Linked DNA regions of Mus musculus: region 1 is linked to region 2. Evidence: chromatin loops called from intact Hi-C (ENCODE). Cell type or tissue: left cerebral cortex. All regions are shown on one strand.

Region 1 (4,000 bases), 72 kb after region 2:
TCAGTAACCAGCCAGAAGTCGCCAGCCTCCTTCCTACCTCTTCTTATTCTGTCATCTCCCTGTCCCTGGCCTGGTCCGTGCAGGTCTTCTCTCTTGCCTCTCAGTCCTGTGCCAGCTCCAGAGGCCTGAAGAGGGTATCCGATGCCCTGCAGCCGGAATCACAGGCAGTTGTGAGCTGCCTGATATAGGTGCTGGGAACTGAACACCGGTCCTCAGGGAGAGAGCATCATGTCTTCAGCTGGAGTGCTGTCTCTTGGGTGTGCAGGAGGGAAGAGGACAGCGAGCTTGGTCATTCCAAGATGGCCACATGAATAGATAGCTTGTGGATGGGGGTCAGGGGTCGGGGGTCATGAGGTCTCATGTGGGGTGTCTGGGTCTCCTCATCAGGGTCAGGGCAGAGAGATGTTTTGGTAAGGGACAGGGGCTTGGGGACCAGGGTTAGCTCTAGGGCTACTCAGCATGATTTCTGAGAGGAGGGATTTTCTCACCCAAAAAGGTCACTGCGGATCACTAAGGCAGCAAAAAGCTTTCCTAGTCCCCTCCTTCCCGTCCTCCTCCCTCTCCCCTACTTCTTCCTCTTCTCTGCTCTCCCTCCTCCTCCTCTGCATCCTCCCCTCTTCCCACTCCTCCTCTTTCCCCTCCTCTCCCTCCTCCCACTCTTCCTCTGACTTTTCTCCCTCCTCCTTCTCCTCCTCCTTCTCCTCCTCGTTCCCCTCCCCCTCCTCCCCTGCCTTCTCCCCACTCCACCTTTCCTTTATCCTCCGTCTCTCCCTGTCCTCTCCCTCCTCTTCCATATTCTCCCTCCTCCTTTTTCTCTTCCCTCCTCTCTTTCCTCCTCCACCCTCACAGCCATCACTGTCACTGTCACCATCACCCCATGGTAGCAGGACCAGAATTAGAACTGAGACAAGTTGTCTCTCTCCTAGTCCCAGTTGGCCCCAGCCACTCTATAGGTGGGGACAATGATGTCTTTCCTGGAGTTCCTGTCAACTGATGATTTCATTGATCCAAACTGGCAATACAGAGTCCAGCACCCACTAAGGAGGGAGCCTTCCAGGGTTCCATCTTACACAGAGCTTCAGACATGTAATTGTCAGATTTGGAAGGCAGGTTGTGTGTGTGTGTGTGTGTGTGTGTGTGTGTGTGTGTGTGTGTGTGTGTGTGTCGGGGACATGTAACAGGAAGAAGCCAATGGCTTTTGGCAATGAGAACAAGGAGAAATGCCGCCTCAACTCCCCCAGACCACAGACCAGATACTGACAGGTTTCCTGGGACTCTGACAAGCAACTGTGAAGTAACCAGAGATGCAGCCAAGGCGCCCTGTAATTAACTGCTACATTGTGCAAGGCTAGATTGCCTCAGGAGGAACAAAGAGGGAGGGAGAGAGGGCAGGTTGAGCTATGACATCAGAAGCTGGGGACTGGAGACTAGAGATGGGGGAGCAGTGTGCAGGGCAGGGGACAGCTCTGGGCTTCCTTTGGAGGGAGGCATGATGAACTCAGGGGCATGGGAGGGGCTCTTGGGGTCAGACAGACAGGTTGACTCCCTGGCTCTGTACTGCTGTTTACACGCAGTGGGACCCGCACAGTACACCTGGATTTTCCTCATTTGCAAAACAGGCAGCAGTAGTTCTCAAGCTTGACAGGAGTTACAGAGGTGACAGATAAAGGCTATGCCTGGCAGGTGACAGGCCTGTCACTATCAGAAGGCAATAGAGGCCAAGGTTTCTGTAAAAGATGGATCCTAGAGTCTGTGGAAGAGAAGAGTAAGTAGGTCAGAAGGGACACATGTGACCTCCACTGCGCGGGGCGGGGGACCTTTGGAGGACACTCCAGCTGGAGAGTCGTGGAAGGGAGGACAGATTAGGGTCGGTGATCCAGGAAGATGAATGGCTGGAGGGTGAGTCAGCAAAGCTATTGCCACAGAGCCTTGGATGTGGGACTGGCTGGGTGAGCAAGGTGATTCACGGATAATGCCTGGTTTTCTGCCTGTGGCTAGGGAGAGACAGGGTGCCTGTGGCAGACCCAGAAACTGGGACACTGGTGAGGAAACTGGATGAAGATTTTATCTATCTGTCTGTTTGTCCATCCGTCCATCTTAAGATTTAGGAGGTAGAAAGACAGCTCAGCAGTTGCTTCTATTGCAAAGGACCTAGGTTCAAATTCCAGCACCAGTGAGGGTACTTAAAACCATTCAGAACTCTAGTTTTAGAGGATCTGGTGCCCTCTTCTGGCCACTAGGGGCACTACATACATATGGTACACACGCAGGCACAACAGCCATGCTCATAAAATAAGAATGAAGTGAAAATACTATATTTGTACTTTTTTAAAGCTTGGCATGGTGTGTAATGCCTTTAATATCAGCACTTGGGAGGCAGAAACAGGACGATCTCTAGGAGTTTGAGGCCAGGCAATGCTATATAACCTGGTCTTGTCTCAAAATAAATAAGAAACAAACAAATAATAAATAGTGTCTGTGTTTGTGTTCAAGCTGGGTGCCCATGTGGAGATCAAGGGATAACTTTCTGAAGTGGACTCTTGCTACAGTTTTCAGCTGTCACCTTGACTTCTGTGGTAAGTGAAAACCTCAGTTAAGAACTGCCCCCATCTGGCGCACGCCTTTAATCCCAGCCCCTGAGAGGCAGAGGCAGGTGGATCTCTGGTAGCTTGAGGTCTACAGAGCAAGTTCCAGGACAGCCAGGGCTACATAGCCCTGTCTCCTAAAACAAAAAACAAAAACTGAATTGCCTCCCTTATACTGGCCTGTGGGCATGTCTGTGGACATCTTCTTTCTCGAGACAGGGTTTCTCTGTGTAGCCCTGGCTGTCCTGGAACTCACTTTGTAGACCAGGCTGGCCTTGAATTCAGAAATCCGCCTGCCTCTGCCTCCCGAGTGCTGGGATTAAAGGCGTGCGCCACCACATCTTCTTGATTGTTAATTGATGTAGGAAGGCCCAACCCACTGTACCATGTGGTCCTGAGGAAGGTGGGGCTGGGTTGTGTAAGAAAGGAAGCTGAGGGGAGGGGGGTAGAGCCCCCAAATCCTGCCTCCCAGTTCCTGCCAAGGCTGCTTCTGTGATACATTGTAACAGCAGCCAGATTAACTCTTTCCTCCCGGAGCAGCTTTTGGTCATGGTGTTATCAGACCAACAGAAATGCAAACTAGAAAAGGTCTCTTTCCACCACGTGGGACCTAGCATTTGAACTCGGGACCTTGGGTTTGGCAACAAGTGCCTTTACCCACAAAGCCATCTCACTGACCCAAACTCACAAGTTTTAGAATAATTTAATTGCTACAAAGGAGAAAAAAGTAACACCTCATAGAACATTGTCATGGTCCACGGGAAGTGTGAGTTTCTGAGACTTCCCCGGCTGCTTTGACAATGTTGTGCCAGGAAGTGTTCATGAACCCCGAAAAACTACCAAGGAGCCGTTTCTGATGAAATCACATTAGGGTCTCTTTCTTACAAGCAGTTTGGTGAGGTAGCCCTGAACTCTCAATGGGACACGGTTTTATAGGAAATGGAGGCAGATGAGGGAGTGTCTGTCCAGACAAGCATCTAATTGAATGTTGTAAGCCGACAGGTGGGGGCTCTGAAGCAAGACCATATACAGTCACAGACAGTCTGAAAGTACACCTGAAACAATCGGACTAATCTTTGATTGACTGTTGATAGGAAGTAGCTAGGGAGTTACTCTGGGGTATGGGCCAAGGACAAGCCTGGGGGTCCTTCCTGGTACTTGGGTGCAGCTGGCGTTCAACTGCAGGTCAAGATCTCAGGCTATTTTTCTTCTAAGATGGAGGCCTCTCAACAACATGAGAAAAATGACTTAGGGAGGTGTTTTGAGGGTACGGCCCATTACAGTGGAAAAGGCAATGGGCAGGACTGGGGATGGCTGGTCACACCGCAGTCAGGAGGCAGGAAGATAAATGCTGTCAATCAGCTCCTTTCCACTCAGTTGGGGACCCCAGGCCATGGGGTTGTGCCACCCACAAT
Region 2 (4,000 bases):
CACCACCTGGCTTAGTTTTTCTTAAGATGTACTTACTTCCGTGTTTGTGTCTGTGTGAGTGCTTGCCTTGCGTGTGCCGGTGTCAGTAGGGGTTAGAGGAAAGCCTTGCACCCCCTGGAACTGGAGTGAAAGCAAACTATGGGCTAGCAACAGAAGTCAGGTCCTCTGCAAGAGCAGCCATTGCCCTCATTTCTCCACAGCCCCCCCAAACCCCTGTCTGTCAGCTTCTCAGGGATGGCTTTGCTGTAGCCTTTCTGTAACCCACATATACACTCAGATCGCTGCTGTAGGATATGGAATGGGGGGGGGTCTGAGGATTAATATTAGTTGTTAAGATTGAAGTAAGGGGCCGGACGTGGTGGCACATGCCTTTAATCCCAGCACTCAGGAGGCAGAGGCAGAGGCAGGCAGATTTCTGAGTTCGAGGCCAGCCTGGTCTACAAAGTGAGTTCCAGGACAGCCAGAGCTACACAGAGAAACACTGTTTCGAAAAAACAAACAAACAAAAAAAAAAGATTGAAGTAAGGGTTGGACATGGTGACTCATGCAGTGAATTCTAGAACTTGGGAGGCAGAGGCAGGTGAAATTTTGTGAGCTCAAGGCCAGCCTGGGCTACATAGTGAGTTCCAGGCCAGCCAGGAATACATGGTGAATTCTAGGCCCTATCTTAAAAAAAGAAAAAAAATGTAATAGGGGTGAAGATGTCTCTAGGGTGAAAGGTGCTTGCCACCAAGCCTGAAGCCGCGGGTTCAATCCCAGGAGGGGTGAGAGAGGACTCACAAAAATCTTCTTCTGCCCTCTAGACACTGTGGCACGAGCCATCAAGGGAAACAGGATTACCTGGCAAATGGATGCTGACAAACTGCTAAGCTTGTAGATTCAGTGTTACCCAACAGATCCTGACATGGGAGAGACACAAAGGTGTTTGTTCATCTGTTTCAGACATATGCCCTTGGCAGGCAGCAGGTTCAAGGCTAACCTGGGCTACGTGAGATTCCATCTCAAAAAAGAGAAAGGGGGCAGGGGAGCTGGCTCCGTGGTGAAAGTGTGAGCTGCTCTAGAGGACCAGAGCCCACACTGGGCGGCTCGCGAGGGCCCTGTGATTCTAGCTGCAGGGTATGCACCATCTCAGCCTCCAAAGACGCCTGCAAGAACACACATGTGCTTACACACACAGAAAATTATAATGGTTTAAAAAAAAATCAGTCTTTAACAACAGAAAGGACAATAGGAAAGTATATTCCAGGGATGGAAGGTAGAATGCAGAAGAATTTTTCAGAGAGAGAGAGAAAAAAAAAAAACTGTCACTGTCACAGGGCTGGTGTGGGGTGAACCCCGGCGGGTAGTGGTGGAGTTTAACTCTGGGGAACCCATGTTTCCTGCTGTAACAAGTTAGGGGAGCAGACACCTGCCACACCGCCATTGGCTGTGTCCTCTGTGCGCTGGGCTCCTGCCAGGCATTTACAAGCATTGGCTAGACTGTTTATCTTGGAAAGCATCTTGATGCCGGACAATGCTCTTTAAATGAACGGTGTCACAGCAGCTCGTGACAACCCCATGTGACCTCGATAGGTGATTGTTGTCATTGTCCTCATGGGTGACCAAGACATGGGTAATAATTCATATCCCTGACAGCTGAGCAGGCAGGCACGTTCCTTATTTATTTATGTGTGTGTGTGTGTGTGTGTGTGTGTGTGTGTGTGTGTATGCGTGTATGTCAGACACAAAAATTTTCTGGGTTCTGGAAATTTCTAGAGTCTGGTCCCTGGGGCGGCTCCACGGGTATACACACAGAGATGTGCATGGAAGAGCTTCGAACTGGCCAATGCTCAAATTATGCTGTAAAACCCACTAAAGGTCGAGCTGGGTATGGTTTCTCGGGCTATTATTCCAGCATCTGGGAGACTGAGGCAGGAGAGTTGCAGTCCAAGGCTAGTCTAGTTTCTTATTTCAAAAATAGGTGGTGGCATGGGGGCCAACAAGATGGCTCAGAGAGCAGAGGAAACCAACTTCAGTCCCTAGGACCCACAAGACGGGAAAGAACCAACTCCTGCAAGTTGTCAGCAGTTTCCATCAGGGAGGAGGGACAAACGTTCTCGGTGGCCCTCTCCTTCCAAACACAAGAGACCTATCATCAACCTTATTGATTTTAGAAGATCTCATTTTGTTTGAAAATACTTGTGTGCACACGGGTGCAGTGACTGCAGGAGCCAGTAGAGGGCGCATTGGAATCTGAAGGCAGCGTTACAGGCTGTTGTGGGTGGGAACAATGGGTGCTGGGATGAAAGAGCAGGAAACGCTCAGTTGAGGAGCCGCCTCTCCCACCCTTTATCTACTTATTTATAGACAGCAACTCCATATGTCGGCTTGGCTGGCCTAGCACTCACTGTGTAGCCTAGACTGGCCTCAAACTTGCAGCAACCCTGTTTCTGCCTCTCAAGTACTGAGCTTCAAGGCAAGCAAGCACTACCGTAACAGCTTATGTTTCTGAGTGTGCATATGTGCGTACTGTGCATATGTGTGTGTGTGTGCCTGTGTGCGTATGTGCTTGGACACAGTACCCGTGTTTGTATATGTGTGGGTCTCCTACCCATGCAGGTACACATTCATGTGTGTGCCTGTGCATGCATGTGGACGCCTAAGGTGGGGCCTTGGGTGTCACGTTTCACCTTAGACCTTGAGGCTGAGCTCCCACTTAACCTAGACCTTGCTGATCCAACCAGTCTTGCTAGCCAGCTCTGTAGCGAGAATTCTGGATTTTTTTTTTTGGACAGGGTTTCTCTGTGTAGCCCTGGCTGTCCTGGAACTCACTTTGTAGACCAGGCTGACCTCGAACTCAGAGAGCCACCTGCCTCTGCCTCCCGAGTGCTGGGATTAAAGGCGTGCAGCACCACGCCCAGCTTCGGGAATGTTTCTTGATTGATGATTGATGTAGGAGGTGGTCCTGGGTTATATAGAAAAGCCGACTGAGCGAGCCAGTAAGCAACACCCCTCTGAGGCCTCCATAGGATGCCAGGAAATGGGATTGGGGACCGACTCTCAGGTCCCAGGCGACTCTTCAAGGAAAGTCCTGCAGTTTAAAGGTACGTCCACCAGGAGGCGCACAGGTCCTTTGTGTTAGTATGACGGCCTACTTTTGTTCACCAAAGGAGGGCTTCCAGGCCCAGGAGGGTCGGCTCGGTGACCGGAAGCTTAGTGGGTGAGGTGAGAGATAGACGCATGTCGGAAACTTCTGTGCCCCCTCTGTCAGCAACTCTGCTGGTCATATGAGGCAGAAGAGAAACATCCAGAAACGACATGTTCATTTATGTAATGAGTATTTCCCGGGCATCTGTCGTACACTGGGCAATGATCTAGATGGTGAGGACACAGAGGGCATCCGGCACTGGGGAGTCTGAGGCAAGGGGCTCAAAAGTTCCAGGCCAGCTTGTGCTGCATATGGAGTCCCTATTTCAAAAAACGATAACAGCAGAGAGAAATAGAGAAAGTGGGGACTAGAGAGGCCACCAAGAAGGAAGGAAGAATCAAGTTCAGATTGTAACAGGAGCACTAAGAAAGAAACGCCACAGAGCCAAGTGTCAGAGCCAGTCACGTGTGTACCTTGTATCCTAAGAGGCGTGAAGCTCTGTAAAAATGTCACCAGCACCAACTCTTCCTGCAGCCTCTATCCCCTTTCACTTGGTCTGTGGTCCCCACCCCCCCAGTGACAGATGCTATTGTTTGTTTCCATAGCAACCAGTCAAATGTGGTCCTACTGAGTGTACACTGTGGTCAGAAAGCCTGGGAGGAGGAGACCATTGTCCATGGACATGTCTCCCCTCCCCTCTCCAGGGCGAAATCACAAGCTAACAGGCGAAGATCAAAAAGCACCTTGAAGGGTCCTGCATATCTGGACCTATAAAAACAGCACTTGAGAGACAGAGGCAGATGGGTTGCATATCTGAAACCAGCCTGTACTACATACAGAGAGAGTTTCCAAAACCTGGGCAAGGTGTGTAAC

Evidence for each region. A loop is a pair of places that touch in the nucleus more often than their neighbours do. Peaks named below come from ENCODE experiments on the same cell type or tissue, not always from the same donor. Only the 100,000 strongest peaks of a DNase experiment are listed, where the experiment ranks them.
Region 1: it touches region 2 in a loop (5-fold over the local background); 1 of 42 quality-filtered maps calls a loop at or near these places.

Annotation. Positions count from the first base shown.
Region 1 is chr17:28,853,592-28,857,591 of GRCm38, reverse strand. No RefSeq gene overlaps it. Among named protein-coding and RNA genes, the nearest start is that of Pnpla1, 2.8 kb to the left of the region's middle. In left cerebral cortex, a CTCF peak has its summit at 2,234 (motif pointing left); no DNase peak of the experiment used is centred here.
Region 2 is chr17:28,925,698-28,929,697 of GRCm38, reverse strand. The region is part of intron 1 of Gm16191 (a long non-coding RNA gene); the gene reads right to left. Among named protein-coding and RNA genes, the nearest start is that of Gm16191, 2.4 kb to the right of the region's middle. In left cerebral cortex, CTCF peaks have their summits at 2,216 (motif pointing right) and 3,094 (motif pointing right); DNase peaks (open chromatin) are centred at 2,269 and 3,111; H3K27ac peaks cover 441 bases.